Linked DNA regions of Homo sapiens: regions 1, 3 and 4 are each linked to region 2. The links are chromatin contacts, found by Hi-C or POLR2A ChIA-PET in ENCODE. All regions are on one chromosome and are shown on one strand. Each heading gives the region's core, a stretch centred on a gene start or an enhancer-like site at or near the end of the contact. The rest is flanking DNA. Distances are from core to core; before and after follow the strand shown.

Region 1 (4,873 bases), core at 1,425-3,924, 410 kb before region 2:
CAGGCTGGCTTTCAGGTTTCAAACATAGTATCTTGAGCCTTAGTGAGTTATACACTGATTTGTAAAAAACAAAACAACAAACCAAAACCAAGCAGGGTGGAGGGGTGGGGTGGAGGGTGGGGGGATGGGAGTGGGCAGGAATGAAAGGAGATTGTGATCAAGATTTCTAGAGTAACATTTTTTAAGATGAAAACTTGAATTAAATGTATGGTAAGTGATACTTTCTAATGACAAGGGGACAAATAAGAAGACACAACTCTCCATTACTAAGAGCAATTAAAGTGCAAATAATTCCTTCTGAGAATCATGATTATTTACATGCTGGATACAAATTATCCTTCTGCATAGAATCTCACAGGCATTTGGATTTAAGAAAATCTAGTTTTATTAGTCCTAGGATCAGGATTTCTCTACTGAACTATTTCTGTTAACTGTTTTTCTAACTTCATATGCATCTGAAGTATACTCACTGAAGCTTCCTTAGACAAACATAGCAATGGTAGATTTTGACTATGAATTACAGACTATTTCATGTCCATTATCATTCATTTAGTAACGAGCATCATAAGTTCAGTATATAGACTTACAGCTGTAATGTAAGTTAATTTCTAAATGGAAAATAGTCATAGTATATACTGCGTAGAGCTTGGAGCAAATCTTACAGCTTACTGTTTTGGAAGATGTGAAAGTTTCTTGTAAAGTCAAGTAAATGATAATCAAAGTGGGAAGCAACATCCTCCTTTGAAGGGTGATGCTTCAGTGTGAAGAGGTTATAAACTGGGGTAAACAACAACAGCTCTTAGGCAACAAAGGAGGATTTACCTCGATTCTTCTCTGTTGGCCATTGCTCCTACCGGGACCTGGCAGTCAACGGAGTGAACAAACACATCACGAATATTACTGGATTTCAGAGTCTATTAGGAGCCAACAAGCTGATTCAATCCTTACTAAAAACCCACAGTTCCAAAGATTCAAAGCCAAGATCACTGAATTACTAACTCATTAAAAACGGAAATAAAAATTGAATCAGCCAAAGCAACTCAGAACAAAGATGAAAAACAAGTTAACCATGGTGGGGAGGGTAGGGGGAGAGTGGGGGTTGAGGGCAGAAGGGGCGAGCTGCTTTCAGCATCAAGTTCTTTCTACAAAAGGACCTGAGCTGAAATGAAACAGTTTGCCAGAGGCTTCTAGAGATAAAGGTGGACTCCCGCAGAAAATGTTCCAGATCCTGGGAAGACAACAGCGCAAATTAGATAAGAGTGTATCCTTGTTTAATAGTTGGCATTAGATGCTGCAAAATATAACCTTGAGGTAAATAGCAAAGACATGGCTTTCCTTCTTTCTCTTAATACTGACTGCTTAAAAAATTTTGCCCAGTCATTGTTTCCTGTCCGATTACCATAAAGTCTTTCTGTGATGCTTTCCTCATTGAAAGGCCATGAGTTCAGGCAAGACTTTTAAGTGTCTAGGGGTTGAAGATAGGATCCTAACCCACAGAGCTCAAGGCACTTTGTCTCTTTCCACCTATAGCCTGTCTACCTGTCTCTCTCAGGAACCTAGGAGGGATTCTCAGAGGGCCACCCTGGGGAGATAGCCACACTCAGTTTACTAGGTTTACTGTGTTCTCTGCAGCTTTGGGCTCAGAGGGTCAACTACTCGCTCTACCTGCAAATCAAACACAGAAGAGTTCCTGTCCTCAGCAGGACTCACCTTAGCTCTCCTCCAAGGACAAGTGTATCCATAACTGGTATGGATACACTTGCATTTAACAAGGATATTTGTATTATTTGGCTACATGCCTATGACTTCAAGTTTTATGTTAGGTGTCCTTGTCACTTAAACTCTGGGGCTTTGTCCAGATATAACTGTGTTCTTCCAATGAAACAAATTTAGATCTCTTTGCACTTTTGGGTTTTCCCCCAGCTCACTGTGTGATTTTAGCTTAATCACTTAATTCTCCCACTCTTCCATTTCCCATCTATCATGTGCAATGTTATGACCAATAATTAGTGAATGGCAATAACTTGAACTTACAAAAGGCCTTCCTTCCAGGAAACTCACAATACTTCATGAGGGCTAGTTGGTATCCTTCACAAAACCCCAGTGAGAAACGTTTTGCTTTTTATACTGTTTTTCTACTTGGTTCTATTTTTATAGATGCACCAAGAAGATTAAATAAGTTTCTTGGGGTCGTATGTTATCTTGGTGTCACATATTTTCTTGGTAGCATGTTATCAAAAGCCTTTGATGGTGCTCTTCTGGCAATGCTGTTCAAATCAAGTTGCACAGCTAAAGTACTTAGTGTTGGTAACTGGCAACAATCAAAAACTATAATAATCACCCGTAAAGCTGGAGACCTGGCCCCTCATTATGTTAGCACATATTAGGAAATATGTTTTGCTACTTTTTTCTTCCAGTAATGGTTATTATTTCCCAGTCAAATCCAAGTTCTGTTGCTGTTACTGAAATGGAGCAGAGTGCCCATGAGCCAATGCCTGGCAGTGCACTCCAAGCAGCCTCCACTGTCACAACACAAAAAACCAAACCATCTACAGAGCCAGAATGGCACACAGAGGAAGACAGAAACATGAGAAGTAGCCTTGCCAAAGTCCAAAGGTCTGAGCAAGAACACCAGGAGCCAAGTCTCTAGAGCACAAACAACCAGGCAGAAGGGCTCCCAGGAACAGGATGTTCTGCGGCATTTCCAAAAACCCCTGGCCTCTGGGCACGGCATCCAGAGCTCACCAAGCACCCTCTTCCCAGGGGTTCGCTTCCAGAAAGAGAAATATAATATACTTTGGAATGAGCAGCAAGCTATCCACCAAATCACATTTCTACTTATTGAAAAGTGAATCTCTTTAGACTAAATCTCAGAGCAAAGTTGTTTGGGGGGAGAAGTGATGTGATCAACTTTTCCCACTCCAGACTCAGAGTTCAATACTTTCTATTATCTAAATATACCTGTTTAGGCCTTGTGAGTTACCTATATTGTAACCACTACCTACAGAAATTTACAAGTTCTAATAATACCATAAACAAGGATTACAAAGGAAGAAGGAAGGAAAGAATAGGATAATAAATGAAGCAAAGTATGAAGAAAGCAGAAGTAAAACAGCATAAGGCAGCATATAGCATTAAGTCATAAGTCAAAAAACGATGCAGAGTTTTTGAAACTCTCAAGAATATTTGAAACTGAAATTTGAAGTGCATAAATGCATTTGAAATATGAAAGCAGAATAAAAATAGGTTTGTTGTTTTGTTTGTTGAACGTTTCAACCTAACAGAAGATGATGACAGAACTTCTTAATGATTATGGTCTAACAATTGTTGTGTCATAACTTTCAGGAATAAAAACATGGACACTGTTAGTAAAGTCAAGTCTATTTACTCCTTTCATTTCTCATTCCAAAGCTTTCATCCTAGCTGTGCCTCCAGCAAGGAATGCTGGATAGAGTAGGCTAAGACAGAAAAAAAAAATTAAAAGTTTTCCTTAGCTATAGAAACATAAGGAAAAATTTCAAGTACTAATGTTTTATATGTGTTCAAAATGTTAGAGGTATTCTGTTAGGTTCATGTCTTTGCTAATGCCCAGAGGACTTTGTAAAGACAGACAGTAAACTAATGAAGAGAGAAGTAAAACCATTGATTTGATGTCAGAAATCAAGTCCAAAGATGTCCAGATTTGTAATGAAGAAAAAGGTTCAGGTTGCTGGATTCCCAGCACAGCAGTCCAGCTTTGAACTTGGAGGAGGTAGATGCCAAAGAGGACATTAACATTGAACTCCACAGAAGTGAGCATCATAACCATGGTGCACAGATGTGGCTACCTGCATTACAGAAGATCCAGCTGGTGTCCCCAGATCCCTCCAAACATGTGTGGAATCACAGGAATTCAGACGTCTTGTTTCCTAGCTACTGTGTCCTGAGCTTTGCGGCATCTTACTTCCAGTGTTACTACGGACATAAATGGTGTCCTAATATTTTTTCCCTTTCTTCAGTGTACTATGAAGTTCAATGTCAATTGACATAGTACCATAATAAAGTACATAAAATATAATTTTACCTATAATTCTTTAGTATTATATGAGCATACAGAGACCATAGTTGGTTCTTACCATTAAATGAAAGACTTCCTTTTTTTTCTCTCTTGATTGAAAATAGAAAAGGGGAAACCAGGCTAAAAGGGGTTTGGGTCAGAGCTTAATGGCATATTAGGGTGTCTATGGGTGTGTGTGTGTGGTTGTGTGATTCATTTCCACTCTCATGTCAGAAGAGACCCTTGGAATCAGAGTAAGTTTTACTTTGTTTTAGCTCAGTTTCGCTTTCAGGGTTCTATGATATCAGGGTTAAATTCATCCATTTAAATTGCAAGCCCAAATGTTTTCCAAGTGTCTTTTTTTCAAATATGTTTCATCTAACATTGTAAAGATCAAACGTAAACTCCTAGCTTCTGCAAAACAGCTCTTACCCCAGGGTCTTCCATATTAAATATTTACTGAATTAATGAAACTCTTCCCAGTTTTACTCCTAAAACATACTTTCTGGTGATTCACAGTTTTGAAGTGTGATCTTCTACTACTTGATTAACAGACATGAAATCTAAGTCCTCAGATATTAAAGGAAGAACCGGGACTAAAAGTCACATCTCCTGACTCCAAATTGAGTGTTTTGAGGTCCATCACATGCTTTACCCCAAATCTCTATTCCCAAAGTAAATTAAAAATGTGTGACTCAGAATTAGACATCTGGAAAAGCATTTTGGGGACAAAGAACAGTAATAGTAAATGTCTACAGCAAAACCTCACAAGAAACTGCAGAATGCCTTAACACTGTGGGTTTGATGTGCTCCTTCCAATGGGAACCTCTAGAGGGC
Region 2 (5,137 bases), core at 824-3,323:
CCATATTAAGAGAGCCAAAAATTACTCAAGGTAGTTTTTTGTAATTTCAGTTATATAGCAACTGAGTGTATTGGGTGTATTTTATTTTTAAAAATTAGTACTTTACTTCCATCGATGTTATTGTGTATTTGTAATTAAAATTGGTTTTGAAATGTTGCCGTCGATGATATTTTCTCCAAAATGGTCATAAATTTAAAAGAATACATTAGGGATGAGAATGCAGTTCTCAGGAATTATTTTTCTAATAAGACTGTATCCTACAGAAATAAGAGAAATAGGAAATCTCAGTATTAGGCTGCTATACTCTTTAATCCAGAACTAGAAATTTTAATACTGGATCCAGGGGAACCATGTGAAAAATAACAGGGAAAGCAATTTCACCTTACTTTTTCCTTGCTTAATATACATCTTGCTAAAGAGGAACAATGGAAGGAAATAAATGGACTTATTTTTCCTGAATTATTTATTAATTATAATTCCTGAATTATTGTTATATGACCTGAATTTTGGGGATAACTGCCAATATTTCTCTTTGTGCTAGAAAAATTTGGCATTTTGCACTACTCTCTTCAGTAAAATAGCTATCATATGGAAATTTCAGACGGCTCTAATATGTGTTGGATCCTCTCTACCCTCTGCCCTTCCCTGTCAGTAGGAATATTTAGCTCTTATTGATTTCTCTAATACTTAACTTTTTCTATTGCCAGTGAAGGCTACCCTCCCCTTCCTACTCCTCCACCCTTCAGCATTGGTTTGCACATCTGGGCTGATGTGAGAGGCTTTTTTTTTTTTCTCCCCTCAACCCATAATGTTTGGGCCTAAAGTCATAACTGCAGGTCTAGTTTAAAAAATAGCACATGTGGCTTTCAGGTTGAGGTTTCTATTTTCTGTTCTGATTCTAGACTATTCTGTCCCTAAACTGTGGAGCCTGAATAGTACATGCAAATATATTTCTCTAGCTTAAAGTATATTTTCTAGATTTTAAGGAAGTCACAGAATCAAGAGTCTAGAAATAATTTGAGAACAACAGAGAATTCTAATGTTTAAATGTTTGCAGTAAGTTTGTATCTAAGCTAATATATAGTCTATATATAGTCAAATAATAGATTTTAGATAAAATTAAGAGATGGACTGGCTTCCTGGGATGCCGGAGGGGAGGTGGGTTCTGAGGCCATACAAATTGGGAAACTATTCAGTATGAAAAGACCCACAGCAAAGAAAGTTATTTTGTTTAACTTGGCATTTCCTAAATTTATTTGAGGAAAGAACCCCTCTTTCACATAAGGAAACTTTTCAGCATGCTTCAGAAATGCTGGTGGAAAGAAAGCAAACACTTCAGTTCTAGGCCTGGCTCAGGCATTAATCCACCTTTTCATTTAACAAATATGCATTGAGTGACTACTTTGTGCCACGCACCACTTGAGGTGCTGACAATATATTCAGGGAACACAACAGACAAAAGCCTCTGTCCTTGCAGAGCTTATATTCTAGTGAAGGGAGAAAGACTATAAACATAATATGTTAGTATTACAAGGTAATGAGTGTTTCAGACAGCCATGGAGCAGGCTCGGATTTGTAGTACAGGGGTTGTCAATCTAAGTATGACTCTAACTTGAACAAATCACTAAGCCTCATTGTCCCTAATCTATAAAAAAGAAATTATAGATGATCTTGGCCCGCTCAGCTATATGAGTCCACTTTAACACCAGGAATTGTCATGTCAAACCATGGTACTGCTGGTTCACTGAGCATTTACAATCACCTTATCAGAAAAGGTGTCTGTCAAACAAGAATTCTGTAAGTTTGAATGATTTGTAATCCCACAGAAGAACAAAACACTTAAATAAATGAAGAAAACCCTTGCTGGTTCTATTTTTAATCTAATGTATACCTCAATCCAATATTGAGTAGAAAGTATTTGACTCAAGGACAGGAAACCTGCAGTAAAGGTACCAACAGCTTTTCAGCAGATGTTAGCATTCACATATGAGAAAGTTGCAGCAGTGTGCACATTGTGCTTCTGCCCTAGATCCTTATGTAAATAGGACGTCCGTGACTTGATGTTGAAATGACCTTTCAGGCAGTATTCTGTTGCCACATGCCTGAGCTTGTATCCCAGAGTAATTAGACGTTTTGACTTACACATCTTGGTATACAGTGTTTATGCTAATTATAAATGTCTGAAAGTTTCCTGAAACTTTTTCTTTGTAGCTTTTTATCAAAGACAGACAGGAGGTTGGGAGGAGGGTTGTGGATTGTGGTCCTAAGCCTTTGATTTTCAGTCTCTCATTTTTGGAATGAAAATTAAAATCTGCTTTTCCAGTTGCCGAGACATGGTGGTATATTTTTATATTCTTCATCTTGAACAAGAAACTGTTTGGAATCACAGCATTTTAATACTTTTTAAATAATATTTTATTCTTAAGGCATTTAGCTAAAAATTCAAGATTGTGAGTCCCTAAATAAAAATTATTCCCAACTGACCTGTAGGAAAAGCTTAAAATACTAAAATTAAAATGGAGAAGTTTCTATCTCACAAAGGAATGGTCTTCCAATATTGTTTCAAAATCAGACCTCAAAACTTATTTCCTGTGGTGGTTACCTCAGTCCTCAAAGCTGACCCTAGGTCTACCAGTAGCAGTCAGTACATTTTCACTTCCTCCTCCTCGTATTTCATGAACCTGAAGGCTAGTTTTTAAGAAAATGCTTTATAACCATTTTGGAAAAAAGAACTGTGTAGATACACAATGGAATAGGCTCCTGCATATCAGAGGGGACTGACGCATATCCACAGGTTCCTCTGAAACTCTGCCTGAATGGCTCTAGATTAGACAAGGTCTCAGACCCACCCTAGCTCTGGCCTTCAACAGTCCCACAGGTTCTGGTCTGCTCTGAAGTTGCCATAGTTTAGTTCTAAAGCTTCCCTCTCACCAACCTGCCCTAATTGTCATATATTACCTGCTCTTTCCAATAAGTCTCCTGCTTTCCTGTCCATTGGCCAAATTGTTACACAGCCTTACCAGCCATAAACATAAGTGCTACCTTATATACCCATTTCATTCTTAAGAGTATACTTGGATATTGATACAATTAACTTTGTGTCTAATTAATACATCTTCAAGAAATTAGATGCACTAAGTCTACAAACCCTTTTGAAATTTTAAGGATGTAAAATTTGCCTGAAAACATCTTGCTCTTGAAAAGCTTCAGATTAGCTCAGACCATACCATCTGCATTGATGCTGCTCTGAAACTACCAAGAAAAGGCAATGTAGAACTCTGATTGGCCTGGGCTTAGCTCAGACCATACCATCTGCATTGATGCTGCTCTGAAACTACCAAGAAAAGGCAATGTAGAACTCTGATTGGCCTGGGCTCCATGTCCCTTTGTTCCCTAACCTCTAAGCTCCACTTCAGCTCCATAGCTGCAAAGAAACTCATGACGTGCATCAAGAGTCACCCTTTGGTCCCAAAGTGAACACTATTTGCCCTGATGCCTGCCCCTGCCGTGTCTGCGTACTGCTCAAATATACCCATAGTGTTACACGCAGGTAGGAGAGACTGTTGAGAAGTTCTGCTATCAGAGGTGAGGACAGAGGTGGTTTGTTACTGATCTTTAGCAGTCTGAGAATCTTATCATTGTGTGTGGCATATGATAAGAACAAGGAAAAATGGTAGGGATTGAAAGCACTCTGCAGATAAGTTACTCTGTATTTCTTTTTTTTTTTTCACTTTATTTTTTATTTTTATAGACACAGGGTCTCATTGTGTTGCCCGGGCTGGTCTCGAACTCCCAGGCTCAAGTGATCCTCCCACCTCAGCCTCCCAAAGTGCTGGGATAACAAGTGTAAGTCACCACACCCAGCCTCTGATTTCTTTTCTAAGGGGATGACCTATTTCTGTTTATAATCCAAAATTTATCAGCCTTGGCCCTACTGATATTTTGTACTGCGTAATTGGAGGGAATGTCCTGTGCAGTGTAGGGTGTTTGGCAGTATCTCTGGCCTCCCACTACATGCCAATAGCACCCTCCCAGACCAAATGTCCTCTGGGGGACAAAATTGCCCCTTGTTAAGAACCACTGTTTTAATCTATGTGTAACACAAATTTCAAAACACTTTGGTGAGTACATAGCATGGATTATGATTTTTTAAAAACTTTGTTTCTTTTTAAGCTGATTCTATTCTAGTCATGGTCATATTTTTTAAATCTGTAGCTTTTTTCCTACTGAAGAGACTTTTAAAAAACAAGAATATGAAAGTCTTCTGTGTCCACCATCAGGCCAAACTATAATGCTTTAAGAGAAAAAAATGCATAGAAAGATAATTATTTTACCTTAAAAAGCATAAATGTTACTTAAGAAGTTAGGATTGGGTGGTTTGGAGGATGAGAAAGGAAAAAGCTACATTTAAGTAACAAAGGTTTGTTAAGAGCTTTCTGTAACACTCTGTTTAGTGGACATTTGAACTAAAGGACTCCAGCCATGAAGTTAAAAGTTTTCACTAAAAGAACACTGCACATTTGCAGAATTTGAGTACAGACTCTAATCACTCTTGAAAAATAGGGGGAAAAAAACTGTACAATTCAACCTTTTAAAAATGCAATTTAGGCTGGGCGCAGTGGCTCACGCCTGTAATCCCAGCACTTTGGGAGGCCAAGGCCAGCAGATCACGAGGTCAGGAGATCAAGACCGTCTGGGCTAGCACAGTGAAACCCTGTGTCTACTAAAAATACAAAAAATTAGCCGGGCGTGGTGGCGGGTGCCTGTAGTCCCAGCTACTTGGGAGGCTGAGGCAGGAGAATGGTGTGAACCAGGAGGCGGAGCTTGCAGTGAGTTGAGATCGTGCCACTGCACTCCAGCCTGGGCGACAGAGAGATTACGTCTCAAAAAAAAAAAATGCAATTTAGAGTCTACCAGATGGGATGGTCTTACATTCTCTGATAGGTATGGAAGTACTGCTATATTCCCAAACCTGAGCTATGCAGTAGGGAAAACTTTAGATCTAAACCGAAGCTGGAGCCTCATAGGAAGATGAAATATCATATGGAGATGAGACCTCTTTAAAACCACTTTTAAAATTTCTCCAACCAGGTTCTGCAGATCTAGATGAAGGGTTAGGGGAGAAGATGGATGGAAG
Region 3 (5,332 bases), core at 540-3,039, 280 kb after region 2:
TATACTATTTGAGGACTTTTTACATTTAACACCCATATTATTCTTACTATTGTGAATATCATGATCCATTCACACAATAGGGAAAGCCCACGTGTTCACCTTAATTATCGTTATTTTGATGAACTATTCATAAACTCCCAATATGTTTCGATTTTAAGTCTACTTTAAGATAATAGAATCTTAACTGAATGAAACAGAAAATTAAACAACTCATACAGTTTGACGGCTAGTTGAAAACATCCCCCTGAAAAACTTAGTCGTTGTGTTTCATGTTCTCTTCGAGAAAAATTTTTGGCCTGTCCCTAAAATTGGTTTCTAAAGGTGCTAACTCCATATAAAATTACAAATTAGCTAAATGGATACTCGGTCACTATTAGATTCCTTTCCAACAAAGGAAATAAATTCAAGTGGAATTTAAAAAAATATTTAGTGTAACTCAAATTTCCACAAGACACGGGAGATAAAAGAAACATGAAGTGAAACGTACTTACTTGTCACTCGTCTTGAACCATGACTAAGATGCTTTTACCAAGTGTGGAAACTTTGCCTACACATTATCAGAATGCTTATCTCAAGTATGACACCCTTGCTTTTACATGCAGGGAAGAGAAATGCCTTAGAGAGTAGTTTTGGTATCTCTCTGAATGGCAGAATAATAACAGATAAAACTAGCTGTCCTTTAGTAAATGCCTACTGCTTGGACCCTTTGAATATAATAGTTCATTAGTCTTCACAAAACCGCCAACGGGTAGGCATTAGTTTTATTCAGGTAGCACCCACGTTTTTATAAAAACATGAGGCTTGCAAGTAAACTATCCTGAAGACACAGAAACCTTTTAGCAAAGCAAATATGTATATTGGTGATATATATAGTATTGATATTTATATTTGTCACCAAAGATGGTCCTGAATTAAAAAAAAAAAGGAACGCTAATGTGCAACAGCTATGTTCACGAATGTTTACAATTGAACGCTTGCCCAATAATTTTATATAAAGTCACAGAGCTGCTCTGGAAATCAGCACCATCGTATGATGTTGAATTGTGATCACGAGTGAGCTAGACCTGGGTTTGCATCCCAGTTCTGCGTGATTTGGGGCAAGTTGCTTAACTTCGCTGTGCTGCAGTTTCTTTTACTTTAAGAAGGGCCCGCCACATAGGGGTGTGGGTAAAGCACATAAATGCTTTAACACATGTCAAATGTTTAGAGCAGGCCTAACCGCAGAAAACGCTCACAGCGCGTTAGCTGGCACCTCTAAGGTCCATCCAGCTCTGGCAGTTATCCTGCCTAACTTCAAGTTGTGTTTAACATTTCGGTAAAGACCGCCTGCAGTTCTGAGACTGCACGTGGCTGTCCAGGTGCTGCAAATTCTCGACACAGACTCCAGGAGGCGAGTATCTCCAGGACGGCCGGGGCTGCGGAAGCCCTGGAGCAGCTTCTATACTTTAGAGCTTTCATGGCACAAATGCCATGAAAGCTTGTTAAAAACGACCCGCGTACCCCCCTTAGGTGGCAGGTCTCAGGTGTGGCCCAAGTTTCAAGGTGAACAAGCTCGGTGAGTCTCCTGTGCCTGGGCGGAAGCCCGCCTTGGCGGGTTAACCGTTAACTAACGCTGAACCAAAACCCAAGAGGGCCTCAGGCCCCGCAGCGGCGCGGCCACAGCCGGAATGAGGAGTCCACGCCCGCAGCCCAGCCGGAAGCAGCTGGTCCCGCCAGCCCGCCCCCTGCGCGGCGAGAACAGAACTTACTGTCCCCGAGTCCTCGCTCCGCCTCCGCGTGACGCTACTGCACGAGCCAGAGCTCCAGACGTGCGCGGCGCCTCGACGGGGGCGGGGCGAGGCCGTCCACGTGACCCAAGAAGGCCCGCCCCCGGGACCGCCTCTATGGCATTGCCGGCAGATGACCCTGGTTGATAGAGATCTCTGGCCAACAGCGCCGCGCCAGCACCTTCAAACTGGCAGGCATACTCGTGTACTTGACAAATGTGGATAGCATCAGTTTACTTTTTAGTTGTTTGTTGATCTCATTACATTTATTCAAATTTTAGATGCGCCCAGCGACTTCATTCAGTTATTTACCCTATAAAAATATTTGCAGAAGGTCGTCGCGATGCTGGTAACCCATGTATAAGGATGTTAAGGCCGGGCGCGGTGGTTCACGCCTGTAATCCCAGTACTTTGGGAGGCCGAGGCGGGCGAATCACCTGAGGTCGGGAGTTTGAGACCAGCCTGACCAACATGGAGAAACCCCATCTCTACTAAAAATACAAAATTAGCCGGGCGTGGTGGCCCAGGCCTGTAATCGCAGGTACTCAGGAGGCTGAGGCAGGAGAATCGCTTTGAATCCAGGAGGCAGAGGTTGCGGTGAGCCGAGATCGCGCCGTTGCACTCCAGCCTGGACAACACGAGCGAAACTCCATCTCAAAAAAAAAAAAAATGTTTATTGCTGTGAAGTAGTGAAAATAGCTGAAGTGATAACACGGAGGAATGGTTCAATAAAACACAGCACAACAGTACAGACATGTGAATTACTTCGTAGCTGTGTACTGTATACTCAAAGGACAGGCCCATCATGTAATGAATATTAAAGGCAAAGCGTAGAATACTATATATGGTGTCCTCTCTTTAATGTAAACAATTATTTTTTGAAATACAAACATGCAGGTATGTACATAAACTTTTTCTCGAAAAATCAAAAGAAACAATAGTGGTTGCTTTGGGAGGAGATGGAGAGTTTTCACTTTCATATTATGAACTTTGCAATTTTGCTTTTTTCTCATTGTACTTCCCTGAATTGACAACAACAACAACAAAGAAAACCACCAAAACCCTCATATTTGTGTTCCGAGCTGGGAAACTAGATGAGCCTAAGTTTTTAATTTCCTTGACTACTTTCCAGTGCAGTGATTCTTAACCCTGGCTATGCCTTAGAGTCGCTTGGGAGTTTTGAAAAGTCGTAATGCCCAGTCTGTATGCCAGACCAACAAAATAAAACACAGATTATTTGGGGTGGGAAGGGAGTGGGCAGATTCAATGTATGTTTTTAACTTCCTGAGTGATTCCAGTGTGAACCCAAGGTTGAACACTACAACTTGTATTTAGTATGGTGACATAGTGATCTCAGGCTCTAGGGTGGCCCAATGAACTGGGGCAGCCGAAACCCAGGAACTTTGTCCATTTACCTCAGTGTGCTATATAAATGCCATTTTTTAAATGAGCCTCAACATGTAAGAAGTTGAATAGCTCAGAATAATTTGTTTCCAGTGCTAGTTTCTTCTGTTTTTTTTCTCTTCAATACAGTTTTATGGTGATCAATAATATTTTATTGGGTCATTTCCCTTTTGGCCATTTTTTTCACTGACCCAAACACAAATTAACTATCTAGTTTTGATGTATCAGTTATCAAAGATATAAAATATATTTTGATTTATTGTAATTTCCATTATCTGTTAGTCATCCCAAATGATTTTATTGGCACATGGAAGGTGTTAGTAGTCCCCAGCTTGTCATCGAAGGATTAAATAAGGTTTGCCATTTTAGAAATCCTTTTTTGCTTTGTCATATTCTGGGCATTAAAAAAGGACACATCTTAGATCCATCGACCTTAAATTTGATATTGAATAAACTGAAGACCTCAGTAGTTATACATGCATATACACACAAGTAGGATGAAAGAAGAGAAACTTTCTTTTATCTCTACCAAAAGTATTCATATGGTTAGTCATGTGATGTTTGGAAAGCTATAATGGAGGTCAGAATAAACTACCCTTCTCCACTTCCCAAGTGCACACACACACAAATGCACAAAACCATTCACACACAGGCATGCACATTAGGTAACAGCAAGAACCCATCCAGTCTATTTGGAAGTCATTATTGTTCAGAATAAAGTTCATAATTTCTACTGTTATTTTGCCTTTTTTTTTTCTTTAATAGAACAATGTTAGCAATGCTACCACTAAGTTTCACCTGTGGCCATCTTAGGGCAGGTACTACCTTTTCTTTCCTTCCTTCATTTGTTCTTTTAGCCTTTCCTTTTCCGCGCTTCTAACTTTGGCCTATTAGTGACACCTAGTGGTTCCTGTGGCCAGCTTTCCCCCTGATTTTGGCTCTCAATATCTTCATGTGTGGTTTCAACTGAAAGTTGTGAGCCTAGTCCCTCTGCCGTGAGCATCAGGCTGTTTCTAGGCAGACTTTTCAGGCACCAAGACTCCCCTCTTAGAGAAGTTAAAAACTTGCCTTCAATCCTAAGCCACAATCTGTCTTGACTGCTAGTGAAGGCACCTGTGTGCTGCTAGTTTCACTACAGGGAAGTTTGAAGGGTGTCCACCAATCTGGATTTCCTACTCCTTCACACCAGAAAAGGGTGATAATACTGCCCTTACTAGGCCCTGGAACTCAGATTACATGACAGTGAGTGTGGCTCTAAATACCACCTATGTGCTTATGACTCCTAAATGAATGTCTCCAGACATACGTTTGTTGGGGATGCCTACTTGACATTTCTATGGGGCTATTGTGGCAGAAACAGTGGTGTTCACCAGATATCCCATCAACTACCCCACATTTTCCAGCTCCACTTACAGTTTTTTGCGGCCACATGGCCAGTTTTGAACAATGGGCTGTAGACTGAAGCATAGAAAAGCTGAGATGAGACTTCTCCAGTTGCCTCTTTCTCTGTCATAAGAATTAACAACATTCTGGATGGTGGAGCCTCCACCAGCCTGGGTCCCTGAGTGACTATGCAGAACAGAGACTACATCTCCCCACCAATTTCCTAACTTCCACTAGGCCGTGAAAGTCACATAACTTAAGTGAGAAATAAATTTTTATTATGTTAAGGCCCCTGGAATTTTAAGGTTGTTTTTTATTATAACATACAATAGTTTAACCTGATAATTCATAGCTATCTCTAATTTCATTGTGTTCAAAATCGAAATACTAGTTCTCTCCCATAAATCTGCATTTCTTTGTCTTCTCCATCTCTATAAGTGACAACACTGTCCATCTTCAGGCTTAAGGGAGAAATCTGCATGTCTTCCTTGACTCTTCCCTTTTCCTTGTCGCACCCCTTCCTGCCCGTCTGTAGAGAAAGGAGTTCGCATAGCTGACCTGAGACTGCTATCCTTAAAAAGGTCTGCTTGTAAGGTTGGCCCTTCGCTGACATGTGAGAACTTGGCAGGTAAACAGTCCCTTACTGTCGTGCCAAAGCCCTATTAACCTCAGTAGGAAAGGAACCAGGTTCAAGAGGCCGAAGAAGAGACCTAGAGCCAGCAAACAAAACATGGTGTTTTATTAGGTGCTTACAGAGTCCAGTGGTGGTGGGATGGGCA
Region 4 (4,963 bases), core at 1,617-4,116, 360 kb before region 2:
TTTTTTTTTTTTGAGACGGAGTCTCGCTCTGTGGCCCAGGTGGGAGTGCAGTGGCGCAATCTCGGCTCACTGCAAGCTCCGCCTCCCGGGTTCACGCCATTCTCCTGCCTCAGCCTCCCGAGTAGCTGGGACTACAGGCGCCCGCCATCACGCCCGGCTAATTTTTTTGTATTTTTAGTAGAGACAGGGTTTCACCGTGTTAGCCAGGATGGTCTCGATCTCCTGACCTCGTGATCCGCCCGCCTCGGCCTCCCAAAGTGCTGGGATTACAAGCGTGAGCCACCGCGCCCGGCCAACAAATTTTTTTTCTATGAACCCTCAGGTGATTCTAAGTTGCAGCCAAGGTTGGAAAGCACTAACTTGATAAAATCAGCATATTTTTTTAGAATGGCTGATTTAGCAATTATTCTTAAAATTATGATAACCCCACAATGACAAAAGTTGGAGTTTTCACTGTTAGTCTTTAATAGGTGACAACTTAAAAGTGTTTTAAAATACAATAAGTGGTAAAATTATGGTGTTTATGAATATTTACCTACAAGAGTCATAAAAAATAAAAACCCTTCCTAGTGCTATACCAGTTGGTGATTGATACTTGGATAAAATTTCTGACGACAGTATCCAGGGATGCCTCATAAGGTTGTTTAGGTTATGCACTGCACAACTCCAAGGATTTGTTCCATTAATACAATGTTCACATCTCATTGCCTAGCTAATATTAAGGTTTTTGTCATACTTAGACATATGTGGAAAGATGTTCCTCTGACCATTTTGTACAGAAATGATAGCGGAAGTAGATTTTTTTCACTCAGCGAAGGAACTGAATTTTGCCTCTCAGTTGACACAGGATAAAACAGAATGTTCTCATGCTGAAGCTGGAGACAGAGAAGCTGTGGTGGACGTCTGTTATTTATAGCAATCCAGCTTCCCTGCCTCCTTTGTCTGGTATTAGACACCCCACCCCCACCCCGCCAACACACACATAGCTTTTCTCCTGGAGGAATCCATCCCATGTGGTGCGTATGTTACCTTTCCGGCTCTACCCTCATCACCACCACGGGGGTGAGCACATGCTAGGTCTGGTCAAACCACCCCAGAAAGTGATCGTTCAACAATGGACATAGGACTCAAGTGGAGCCTATAAGAGCGTTGCCAGGAGTTTTTTACAGGACCTGAGAAGATGCTCTCTCCATGGAGTTGATAAAGCTAATAGAATTTCTACTAGCAGAAGATGTTAATTGTTCTCCAATATCTGTTCCCTCTTTTTTTCACAATAATAAAGTTTCAGCTAGGCAAATGGTCTTACACAATACGTAGAATAAAAGCCTACATTTTCCAGCCTTCCTTGGAAAATGTAGCTACATATGGCCACATCAATGCCATGTAAGTGAAAATGTCATGTGAGAGCTTTCAGATACCTTTTTTAAGAAACAGTTGCTTTGTACCCTTCATCATTACTTCTCTCCTCGCGCATCTGCTGCTTGGGACATGGACATCATGGCCGGAGCTCCATTGTGAACCAGGGATGGCAAGGCAGAAAACTGTAATGATAAGCAGCTGAAGTCTTCTGGGGGACATAATTGTCTTACTTGCCGTGAATTGCTTACAACTAGACCCTTATGTGAGAGAGAAATAAACTATCTTGTTTAAGCCACTTAGCATTTTTCCTGTTACTTGCAGCTGTAATTAACTGCTGATTAATCTTGGTTAATTCATTGCCTTCATCAACTGTTCACCACACACAGAGACACTGCCTGAGCATGAAGACAACTCAGAGAAAGGCAGAGCAAAAACAAAAAGAATTCTGTTAATATAATTTGAGTCACCGGATCTAGTCACGCCTAAAGTCATGCTACCTTTTGAGTTTTTCAGTTAAATAAGCCAGCCTATTTACTTGTTGCTTAGGATGTTAAAACTTGAGTTTCTGTCATTTGCAACAACAACAATAAAAGTCCAGATGAATCAGCAACCATGAGGAAGTATTGCTCTCAATAATGCATATGACATTATTTTGACCAATTATGGGCTCTAGAATTGGGAGTCAGAATCAATGTATCTTGATATCTCCAGATTCTCAAGAGACAGAGAGGTCTAAACTGACATCTGGATTACATTATCATCCACATTATTCCTTTGCCATGGGCATATTGTTTCTATTATTTTAAACACCACATGGAGCTCCACAGGCTTGCAAGACATTTCCCTGGAAATTAATAATTCAGGAAGATTCACCTGGCTTCAAAGTACAGGAGGGACTGAAAGGATTTTGAAGGGTGGAATGGAATCGCAGAGACCAGTTAGGAGTAGGAATTGAGGTAACAGGGGCTTAGTGTTAGTGTGAATACATACAAAAGGACAACAGTTAAGAAAAAAAAAAAAATCTTACCTCTACCTTTAACACATGTTCTGTTCTACTGGTATTTTATATTAGTAAAGTGGTTCATAGTTCATGAAGTATTTTCACATACATTATCTCATTTGATACTTAAATAAGCAAAGTGAGTAACTAGTGTTACCATTTTACAGAAGTGGAAACTGAGGCTTAGTGTGGGTATGGGTCTTACCCAAAGTCATGTTGGTGTCAGAGCAGGGGCCAAAACCCAGATTTTCTGATTAGCAGTTGAATCTGGATGCATTGGCTCTCTCCGTACAGAGACTTACCTATAAGCAAAATTTTCTTTTCAAGCAACTTCATTCAGTTTTGTTTGTGAATTCTACTTCATTGTTAGTCATTTCATTGTTCTCTTCTTACTCATTACCTGTCCTGAGAAGTGATGTAGGCTGAGAGACAAAACTTTATCCTAATATGAATCATCTTTATAATGCAATATTGGAACCAAGGAGTGTGTGTGTGGGGACTGGGGGAGTGGAATTAGGAACTACCAAACAGCAACAAAAACCACAACGTTGAGTACCAGAGAATGAATTTACGGTAATTTAAAAAATCTTTTTCTCTGCTTAGTGCCTCCAATACGAGATCACCTCTTGTTCATTATGGCACCAGTAGGCCTGATTATTTTAATAATTTACCATTTCAAGGAGCCATGGAGACAGAAAGGAAATTGCTTTTAGACAATGTGTTATTCAAGCAAACGGAAATGGTTTCTGAACCACAGAAAACAAATAAACATGCCTCTACCTGGAACTTCATTAGTGTTTGCCTGTTGTCTGGCGCTAAAGGATGTGCTTTAAAAAAATGGTGCAGTGTGTGCTTGGAGATTCTGAATGTTAGTGGGGCTATCTGAACTCTAAAAGAAGAGGATGTTGACTGTGTCTAGGACCACTGAACTTGGATGAACTCCTACAGGCTGGGTGTGAAACCACATGCTAAATGTCTTCCCATACAGCAAAATAAGATGCCAAATCCTTAATGGTCAGCTCAGTTTTTATAACTTCTCAAGAAGCATATTTTATTATTACTCAAAATATAATGCAAGTATACCATGTATAGCTGTGGTATAAGAACATTAATCAGAACATTGATACATGGTGCTCTAGTGACACTGTAAAGCCTTCTAGAAGAATTACCCATCTTCTGTTCTTATCATGTCTATTAATGTGCCTTTCATCCTTTGCTTGTGAATTAAAAAATACGTTGTTTGGAATTCTGTGGGATCCTGCTGAATTCCTTAGGACCATGGTCAAACATAGCTAAATGGTTATCCTTTTCCATAATATTATTCTTGGGCATGGAAAGGAGTATCTTTTTAATAAAGGAAAATTGGCAGGGGGATTCCTTGCAGTGCAGGCCTGGTTTGGCACAAAAAGTGAGGTGTTAGAGATGCAAACATCTCATCTTCAGATCCGCAGCTGGCAAAAACACAAGGGGACACATTTCCCTGGCAAGACTGGGCCATCTGCAGCACCACAGTGGGCCTCAAGTCTCTGGACTGACCTTCGATCAAATGGTAGAAATCCAGAGTAAAGCAATGTGACCTGGCAAACAGAGGCTCCTGGAGCAGAGTGTGTGATTTCTTCCATTCCTGCAGAGATCCTCATTTGGCTGGAAGTCCACCCGAGAGACCAAGTGTTTCCAGATATTTGGCAGAAAAAGAAATACTCTCTTTTCAGCTTTCTCTAATTCAAAGAAATAGAATGCTGACAAGAAAATATGAGTATCATCCATCCTTCTGATATAGCATTAATAGCTGTACAGATTTTAATGTTTATACATAATGGTGCTAACAGTGGCTGCTTATATGGTCATTATAAGACTACAACATTTTTTAAGCTATAGGATATGATGAGAGATAGTAGATGAAATATGTGGATGCATGTATTTATGCATATGTATATATACATGCATGTAACTGCATGTGTGTGGCATGATACATGATGAAATATGAATGCATGTGCATACATGCACAGTGTATGTGTATATGCATGTGTGTGTGTATACACAAGTGGTATATTGAGCATGCAGGACTCAAGAGGTGTAATCACAAAAAGCCATTTTGCTTTTGTTTTCTATCTTCTGCTGTCTTTCGTAGGCAGGGGACATCTTCCTCTTCCCCTGGATGGAAATAAGCAATCCCATGCTTTTTCTAAGCATACCTAGGATATACAAAATCCTATGATCACTTTAAGTTGTAAAATATAATCCTTAATTCAGATACTAGAAATTCCAGCTGCATGTATGAACCAGTGTGGCAGAAGCTACCATGTTCTCCACCCCATTCCCCATTCCATTTACCAGGCAGGTACACCCATCTCTCAGTTGCTGTGAAGATTACCTAGGCATGGTTTCCGGAGTGTTCTCTCAGAACTGCCATTAGCTGGCAGGTACCATCCTGCCTGGTAAATCTTGACCCCCTCACCACACACACACATCAAAGACTGATTACAAAGGGACAAAAGGCCAGCCTGTGGTTCTAGGAGGAACAGTCTGCTGTGCAACTTACATACAAACCACTCCCCCACAGATGAGGGAAGGCTAGATGTCTCCTGAAATCACATACTTGCT

The links. Hi-C counts contacts between places; a loop is a spot of excess contacts on that map. ChIA-PET counts read pairs that join two places held with the same protein, here RNA polymerase II (POLR2A). Pooled maps may share reads with other maps.
Region 1: a loop to region 2 is called in a map with no recorded cell type, with 6 times the contacts of the local background. The contact joins two enhancer-like sites. A Hi-C loop is called at or near these places in 15 of 37 single-sample maps with no recorded cell type and 9 of 50 pooled maps. POLR2A ChIA-PET finds 5 or more read pairs at or near these places in 3 of 52 experiments (MCF 10A, activated T-cell and common myeloid progenitor, CD34-positive).
Region 3: a loop to region 2 is called in a map with no recorded cell type, with 3 times the contacts of the local background. The contact joins the promoter of RFESD here to the enhancer-like site in region 2. A Hi-C loop is called at or near these places in 8 of 37 single-sample maps with no recorded cell type and 4 of 50 pooled maps. POLR2A ChIA-PET finds 5 or more read pairs at or near these places in 4 of 52 experiments (GM12878, K562, PC-9 and 1 more).
Region 4: a loop to region 2 is called in a map with no recorded cell type, with 6 times the contacts of the local background. The contact joins two enhancer-like sites. A Hi-C loop is called at or near these places in 3 of 37 single-sample maps with no recorded cell type and 8 of 50 pooled maps. POLR2A ChIA-PET finds 5 or more read pairs at or near these places in 2 of 52 experiments (Caco-2 and activated T-cell).

Annotation. Positions count from the first base shown.
Region 1 is chr5:96,336,577-96,341,449 of GRCh38, reverse strand. All of the region lies in intron 3 of LOC101929710 (a long non-coding RNA gene), which reads right to left. All of the region lies in intron 1 of LOC107986365 (a long non-coding RNA gene), which reads right to left. It also overlaps a transcript of CAST not described here. Among named protein-coding and RNA genes, the nearest start is that of PCSK1, 94 kb to the left of the region's middle. Within about 2 kb of position 2,674, at least 14 of the 41 ENCODE cell types and tissues checked have a DNase peak (open chromatin) inside an H3K27ac peak, as active enhancers do.
Region 2 is chr5:95,921,832-95,926,968 of GRCh38, reverse strand. All of the region lies in intron 2 of ELL2 (elongation factor for RNA polymerase II 2), which reads left to right. Among named protein-coding and RNA genes, the nearest start is that of ELL2, 37 kb to the left of the region's middle. RefSeq lists enhancers at 1,950-2,244, 2,726-2,865. Within about 2 kb of position 2,073, at least 6 of the 41 ENCODE cell types and tissues checked have a DNase peak (open chromatin) inside an H3K27ac peak, as active enhancers do; they include GM12878, where a contact is called at or near this core.
Region 3 is chr5:95,643,234-95,648,565 of GRCh38, reverse strand. RFESD (Rieske Fe-S domain containing) reads right to left here and starts at 1,789. Exons shown (of 6, transcript NM_001131066.2): 1 at 1,749-1,789.
Region 4 is chr5:96,278,179-96,283,141 of GRCh38, reverse strand. The region is part of intron 1 of LOC101929710 (a long non-coding RNA gene); the gene reads right to left. It also overlaps a transcript of CAST not described here. Among named protein-coding and RNA genes, the nearest start is that of PCSK1, 150 kb to the left of the region's middle. RefSeq lists an enhancer at 2,794-2,843. Within about 2 kb of position 2,866, at least 2 of the 41 ENCODE cell types and tissues checked have a DNase peak (open chromatin) inside an H3K27ac peak, as active enhancers do.